Linked DNA regions of Homo sapiens: region 2 is linked to region 1. A link is a contact called in ENCODE Hi-C or POLR2A ChIA-PET data. All regions are on one chromosome and are shown on one strand. The core of a region is the stretch at or near the end of the contact, and the rest is flanking DNA. Distances in the headings are between cores, read along the strand shown. Region 1 overlaps PRKCE (protein kinase C epsilon). Region 2 overlaps PRKCE (protein kinase C epsilon).

Evidence for each region. Hi-C counts contacts between places; a loop is a spot of excess contacts on that map. ChIA-PET counts read pairs that join two places held with the same protein, here RNA polymerase II (POLR2A). Pooled maps may share reads with other maps.
Region 2: a map with no recorded cell type shows a loop between it and region 1 (7-fold over the local background). The contact joins two enhancer-like sites. A Hi-C loop is called at or near these places in 6 of 168 maps with a recorded cell type or tissue (B cell, GM12878, OCI-LY7 and 3 more), 36 of 37 single-sample maps with no recorded cell type and 9 of 50 pooled maps. POLR2A ChIA-PET finds 5 or more read pairs at or near these places in 6 of 52 experiments (GM12878, HCT116, K562 and 3 more).

What each region holds. Positions count from the first base shown.
Region 1 is chr2:45,727,607-45,731,655 of GRCh38, reverse strand. All of the region lies in intron 1 of PRKCE (protein kinase C epsilon), which reads right to left. Among named protein-coding and RNA genes, the nearest start is that of PRKCE-AS1, 54 kb to the right of the region's middle. RefSeq lists enhancers at 1,320-1,459, 1,840-1,919. Within about 2 kb of position 2,400, at least 5 of the 41 ENCODE cell types and tissues checked have a DNase peak (open chromatin) inside an H3K27ac peak, as active enhancers do.
Region 2 is chr2:45,680,283-45,683,883 of GRCh38, reverse strand. All of the region lies in intron 1 of PRKCE (protein kinase C epsilon), which reads right to left. Among named protein-coding and RNA genes, the nearest start is that of PRKCE-AS1, 6.6 kb to the right of the region's middle. Within about 2 kb of position 2,028, at least 6 of the 41 ENCODE cell types and tissues checked have a DNase peak (open chromatin) inside an H3K27ac peak, as active enhancers do.

The DNA.
Region 1 (4,049 bases), core at 1,151-3,650:
TGAGACCCTGCCTCAAAAAAAAAAAAAAAAAAAAAAAATTCCAGGAATTCAGAAAATTCTTGGTTTTCAGGCTTAGGTTTCCCCATTAGTAACTACAAAATCCAAGACACTTAATGTCTCTGAGTCTCTTTCTCTCATGTCTAAAATGAACTTGAGAATTAAGGAAGGAAACTCAACTTCTCCCAGTTTCCTGAAGAGACTCAGTAAATGAAAAACCTCCAGACAAATGATTTTTACTCCATCTCCCCACTTCTTTTTTGGCATCTCTCCCAGGCCAGACATTTATACATCACACCTGCATGAGCCACAGAACTGATGGTCCTAAAATACTGACCAGAAAACCACAAGGAATGGAGCTGCTCTGTCTAAGTGAATGCTCTGAGCCCAAGAGGCTGAGTTGTCATAGGCAAAAACTGTGCATAACTCCATTAAGACACCCCTTGCTCTCCTGACACTAGCTGTAATAACCATCTTCCTCTCTAAACACAAAGGCCAATGCTAACTAATAACAGAAATCAACAGGCCCTAAACTCACCAGTCTCTAAACTGTCCACAGTAGCCACTTTCTGCCTGAGAGTTCTCCCTGGTTAGAGAACACCCAGGCTCCCACTATTCCCACATTCCTATTTCCTTCACTTCAAAATTTTCATTAACAGCTTCCACTTGTTCTTCCACACCAGTCAGATTTTCCTTTTAGATAAATCCAGGAATATCATTGCTCCATAAAGGTAAAAATGTATTTTTAAAAATGTTTTACAAATAACAGCACTCTGTCTCCCATGATCTGTCGGGCAGACACACAAAATTAATTTTTTAATGGAAATTTCCTTGGGAGAAGTGTCTCTTCAGAGACAGAAAAGAAACTGGTAGCTCTTGAAAATTAAAAATGTTGTGCTTGCCAGGCATGGTAGCTCACACCTGTAATCCTAGCACTTTGGGAGGCTGAGGCGGGTAGATAGCTTAAGGCCAGGAGTTTGAGACCAGCCTGGCCAATGGGGTGAAACCCTGTCTGTACTAAAAATACAAAAATTAGCCAGGTGTGGTGGTGCACACCTGTAATCCCACCTACTAAGGTGGCTGAGGCACAAGAATTGCCTGAACCCAGGAGGCAGAAGTCGCAGTGAGCCGAGATTGTGCCACTGTACTCGAGCCTGGGCAACAGGGTGAGACTCTGTCTCGGGAAAAAAAAAAAAAAAAAAATTACAACTGGTGGCTCACAGTTGTAATCCCAGAGCTTTGGGAGGCCAAGGTAGGAGGATCACTTGAGGCCAGGAGTTTGAGACCAGCCTGGGCAACACAGCAAGACTCCATCTCTACAAAAATAAAAAATAAAAAATTAGCTGGGTATGGTGGCCCACACCTGTAATCCTAGCTACCCAGGAGGCTGAGATGGGAGGGTTGTTTGAGCCCAAAAACTTGAGGTTACAGTGAGCACCACTGCACTCAAGTCTGGGTGACAGAGCGGAACCCTGTCTCTAAAAAATTTATTTTTCCAGTGTTGTGCTCTGTTGTCCCCAAACGGCTCTTCAAGCCTGGCGTCTATGGTAACATGACTGTAACCTCAGTGCTGCCCTGCTAATGTGTGGTTTCTGTTTTTCTTCCTCTTTTCAAATCCAAGGTTAACCAACGGACTCAAAACATCCATTCTTGTCAATGTTGTTGAACTATAAAAGTATGACTCTATACCCTTAAAAAATGCAAAATGCCCAGGACCCAAAGATCTCCTCCATGCTGATCTGTTCCTCTTTTAAGACTCCAGGTGGAGCTAGTAGGAACTGCACTCCAGGCTTTGAGCCATTGACAGATCTGCTCCCCTTGAGGCAAGGTGGACGTACTAGTTCTTCCTCCGGTCAAGGATGGCCAGAGCAGTCTGGACCCACTCTGGCCTAATCAGCATCAGCATACAGGCTCATCATCCATTACACTACCAATGTCCCTTGGAATATTTTCTGCTCAAACTTAAAAAATAAGCCCCCATGGAGGATACAGCCTAGAATCTCTAGTACAGATTCAAAAATAGCTGTATTCCTGAGTATGCACATCCCTTCAAAACGGTGTAAAAATTTTCAGAAGCCAAGGGTCAGTGATCACAGCCTCACTGGGGCCTAAAAATATCCTTCAGGCTATTGCTGTAGGAGGGGGAAAAGGAATCGGAAAGTAATGAAGGGGGACACATAGATGCATATGATGGAGGCTCCAGGGAGGGCCGAGCTGGCTTGATATCACATCTACACTGGCTGTCTCATAAGCGTATTAGGATCACACCCTTTGATAATAAAGAGGATGCAATGACCCCTGCTAAGAAGACACAGGCTTGAGCTGAGGATGGCTTTCATGGCACCTTTCATCTACTTTCTCTCTACTCTATCTTGCTCAGTCTCCCATAAGCCAGTGCAAACAGAGACTGCACTGTGTCCTCCACCGCCCTATGTGAATTAACCAGCAAGGATCCTGGTATAAGTGACGTGGTATCAGCTCCTTCGGGTCCCAAGGACAATGCCTCTGTTCCATTGATCAAGGCTTTGGAACTCCTTCCTTTGGAGTCCAGGCTTCCAAGTCATCATGGTAGCCATGGTCGGAATCCTACCTTGGCAAGTTGAGAGCAAGATCCCTGGTGGGGCAGTGAAAAAGAAAGACGATGGGAAGTGAGGGAAGAAGTGGGAATAGAGGCAGCCTCACTTGGCAAACACAGTGCAGCACAGCCTACCAGTTAGGAGCCAGTGCCCCAGTGCCACCGTATACTGAGTTCAAATCTTTGCTAACACCCAGCTCCAACACCCAACTCTAAACACATTACTCAACCTCTCTAACCTTAAAGGAGAGATGATGGTCATACCTTCCTCATACAGTTGTTATGAAAAATAAGTGACATGATGCATGAAAAGCACTCAGCACAGGGCCTCAATAATTAGCAGCTGTTATTGCTCAGATACTGAAAACAAACCATGAACTGGTGAAGACAGACCTCAACTTACAGTCAGGCAACCTGGGGGCTTTCAGTTCCCCATCTGTAAAACAAGGGGCTGAGAATGAAGGTTCCTTCCAGCTCAGACACTCTAGAAGTCTGTGACTAAGATACAAAGATTCCAGCGGCACGTGGGCATTACAACTGTAATATAAAATGACACCCAATAGCACTTGCACCACCCTCAAAGCAAGCAGCATGCACAAGAGGATACTGTGAAGAGTGCGTGTGTTTGGGCATGGGACTATTGGGGGAAGGGTTCTGGTGAAGAAGGGGCCAGTGAAATGGCATTGCTTAGATTGTTCTCTGGCTTGCTAGTCCAACATCCAGGAATGTTTCTGGCCTTCTAGGTATGAAGCAGGCAATTAGGGTCTTATAAAAATAAAAATAAAAAATTTCACTTAAAATCAAGAGGGAGAAATTTCTACTTGCCCTAACCTTGATCCTTTGCCCTTTGAAGCCAAAACAGATACTACCCTTAATTTATTTAGAGTAGCTTCTCACCCATCACCTTACTCCCTTGATGGGATACGAAGGACTTTCTGAAAGGATGTGGAGTCACACTTTGAAAAATACACTTACACAGAAGGAGCAGGCTTGAAAAGAAAAGATACGCTTAAACAGAAAGCGAGGCATGGTGTTTACTCAAGAGACCATCTCCCTCAGCCTGGTTTAAGCCAGTAAGGGCTTTATTTTCCATCTTGGCTTCCCAGAGTTTACTGTAAAAATACATGCCCTGGCTGGGCCCGGTGGCTCACGTCTGTAATCTCAGCACTTTGGGAGGCCGAGGCAGGCAGATCACGAGGTCAGGAGTTTGAGACCAGCCTGACCAACATGGTGAAACCCCGTCTCTACTAAAAATACAAAAATTAGCTGGGTGTGGTGGCGGGCACCTGTAATCCCAGCTACTCAGGAGGCTGAAGCGGGAGAATCGCTTGAACCCAGGAGCCAGCGGTTACAGTGAGCCGAGATCGCACCACTGCACTCTAGCCTGGGTGACAGAGCGAGACTCCGTCTTAAAAATAAAATAAAATAAAATAAAACACATGCCCCAATGTGAAGTCAAGAAGCAGAGTCCAACCAA
Region 2 (3,601 bases), core at 779-3,278, 47 kb after region 1:
GCTGCCTATCAATGGATAATATATATCTAGCCAAGGGATGGAGAAACAGGAACATCTACCACCAAAGGCAGACACTGGATTCCAGTGGAGTATAGCTGGGAGGACGGAGCACACAAGACTGCCTGGGACCGTTTATCTTGTTATATTTTATCTTTTGTCATCAGTATACAGTTCCAGCTCTAATGACTTGTTCAAGGTAAGAAGATGTCTTCTGAACTTGCCATAAATACTGCTCCCGCAAAGCATTTCCCCCCAGCTCCCATGCAGCAGTCAGACTTCATTCCATCCTATCTCTCATTCTTTCCAACTAGAAGCAAAGGTACTTGAGAGCAAAATCCTTCAGCATCCTCTCCCTGCTGTCCTAAGCCCACAGTTGGGTCTAGAACTACTTGGCACCTTACTCCTCGGGGTATTACTTTTCTTATCTCATTTCCTCACTATTTCTGAGAAGGGCAAGACCTGCCAAGGAGACTGGGCCTGAAAATAGTTCTGCTCCTATGACGATTCCAAAGAAAGATGTCTCACATTTCCTAATGCCACTTGGCTGACTGCTTGAGGGGAAAAAATTGTCACAGTCTATGGGGGTGCTAATTAGCATCAATTAAAACTCAGCTAGCCTGCCCTGGCACTGAATTACCTGCAGGACTTGCTCAGTCCTTGTGAAAATCAAAGGGAAATCCAGAGACAAAGAGATTCTGCGGTGATAGGAATATCAACTTACTTTCCCCACTGAACATTTCAACCAACGCTTGGCTAGCCAGTATCCTTTCATTCAGGAAGTAAAATCTCTGCTGGATTTGTCAAGAGGATAAAATGCTCAAAGTTACTAAGGCCATTACAAACTATTCCCCCATTAAAAATAAATAAAAGACGTACAATATTCTTTTTTCGTAAAGAGAACTGAGGTGACTTTACAACTACATACACATAGCCTTCAATAAACAGGCTTTATTTCTTGCCTACTATATGCCAGGAACACCTCAATTTACCGTGGCAGAAAACTAGAATCTTGGCTGGGCGTGGCGGCTCACACCTATAATCTCAACACCTTGGGAGGCTGAGGTGGGTGAATCACCTGAGGTCAGGAGTTGAAACATGATGAAACCCCGTTTCTACTAAAAATACCAAAAATAGCCAGGCATGGTGGCACATGCCTGTAATCCCAGCTACTTGTGAGGCTGAGGCAGGAGAATTGCTTGAATCCAGGAGGTGGAGGTTACAGTGAGTGGAGATCGCGCCATTGCACTCCAGCCTGGGCAACAAGAGTGAAACTCCATCTCAAAAAGAAAATTAGCCAGGCAAGGTGATGTGTGCCTGTAATCCCAGTTACTTGGGAGGCTGAGGCCCAAGAGTCACTTGAACCCAGGAGGCAGAGGTTGGAGTCAGCCAAGATCGTGCCACTGCACTCCAGCCTGGTCAACAGAGCAAGATTCTGTCTCAAAAAAAATAAATAAATAAAAAATAAAACTAGAATCTCAAAGTTATCTGGGAACCAAACTACCCCCTTACCACCAGTGTGTTATTTCAAAAGTTCCTACCTCGTACTCTCAGACAGGCACCCTCTGTAAAATCGGTGCTCATCAAACATCATTTTGAAAAAGAAAATGAGTAAGAAATCATGTTATCTGTAAAAAATGAGTTAGAAATCATGTTATCTGAAAAAAAGAATAAGAAATCATATTATGAAGTTCAAACTTATCAAATTCTACACTTTAAATATGGGCAGTTTGTATGTCAGAGATGTCTCAGTAAAGCTGTTTGTAAAAAATTTAATAAGTTCATTTATGATTGTTTGGATAAACAACACTTATATTTTAATAAGCTTAAACACTACCATTTCATAATTAAAATAAAAACCAAGTTTACTGCCCATAAAGAGCACTGGTGAAGAATTTGAATGGCGAGGAGAACCCTGAGTCTGCACCACTGGGGCGGTGTGGCTGGGGAGGAGAAACAAATGCATGCAAAGGTTACTAATAACCCAAGACAGGATGTAATAAGTGCCAAATGAGTGACTCAGACAATACATGTCACAGGAGTAGTGACTGCTGACCATGCACTTAGTGAGCACCAAGCCAGGCTGCTGCTTTAATACAGGGCATGCATGCCTCTCACAGTCCTTGGGGTTTGGATTCCCACAGGCATTGTCTATTTGTGTCCACGCATGGGGAATGGCAGTTGCATTACCAAGAAATAGCCCCAGCTCTGGTCTCTCTGATCTCATCCACAGGCCCAGGTAGAGATAATCAGCAGAGCCAGATGAATTTCAGGAATATAATTTCAGATGAAACAGCTCAAGGAGTCAAGTGGGACATTAATCACAGGTGGAAGCACCAAAACCAAAACAATTTTGGCTGGCCTGTACTTAGGTGCATCATAAACGCCTACCTGGGTACTCTGACAACTTTTTCATGACTCAGTTTACAAATAGATATAATGGGACCATTTTCCAAATGGTGATTTTAAAATCACCTGGTTAAAATTTAGGATAACTACATTGCCCTAGACACTCAATCACAATTACTTCCCACCAGGAGGCTTATTATATTAAGAAAATGCTATGCCTTTTTTTTTTTTTTTTTTTTTTTTTTTTTTGAGACAGAGTCTTGCTCTGTCTCCCAGGCTGGAGTGCAGTGGGGTGATCTCGGCTCACTGCAACCTCTGCCTCCTGGGTTCAAGCGCTTCTCCTGCCTCAGCCTCCCGAGTGACTGGGATTACAGGTGCATGCTACCACACCCAGCTAATTTTTGTATTTTTAGTAGAGACGGGGTTTTAGCATCTTGGCCAGGCTGGTCTTGAACTCCTTATCTCATGATCCACCCACCTCGGCCTCCCAAAGTGCTGGGATTACAGGCGTGCGCCACCGCACTCAGCCCAAAAATGCTATGTCTTTAAATGACATGTATAGATTATAATACATAAGTTACTAGAGTTTTAAATCTCTAACCTCTAACACAGGGTCTGGTGGCCTGGAACACAGTAGGTAGTCAATAAACGTTGAATGAAGAGCAAATATCCTGTATAAGAACTTCAGGGTACCTAAGACAACTCTCTAATTGTTTTACATGTGTTCATCTGGTTTTTGTTAAAAGCATGTTGAGACAAACCATATGTTCTTATTTATCTTCACAAGTTGAAAGGTATAGGCTATTGGAAAGACTCTACAATAGGTGCATTTGTTAAAAAGGCTTTTCTGCTCTCTTAAAGACCATTTAACAGCAAGACATCTTGGCCATATATGTATGTATATATCTGAGAGTCTGTGAGTTTTAGCCTACTGGCAGAAGTCGGCTGGCCTTTATCAAGCCTGTTTTTATCTTACTTTCCCCGTTTGGTTCACCATGTCGCAAGCATGTAAACAGTCCAACTTTAAAGTTTAACCCTGGGCACCATAAAACTAACAGTTAAAGAAACAAGTTTGCGCCTAAAAGGCCAAAATAAGCATCCCCACCACAGGTTAGCGAATATTTAGGTTATCAGAAGTGTAATTCTCTTTTTCCATTCTCACACCCTGCAGAGGGGAAAGAAGGGGGCACACAGAGCGGTTGTATGCTTATTCCATCCAATCAGCACTAACAAACTAACATCTCCTAACTTGGCA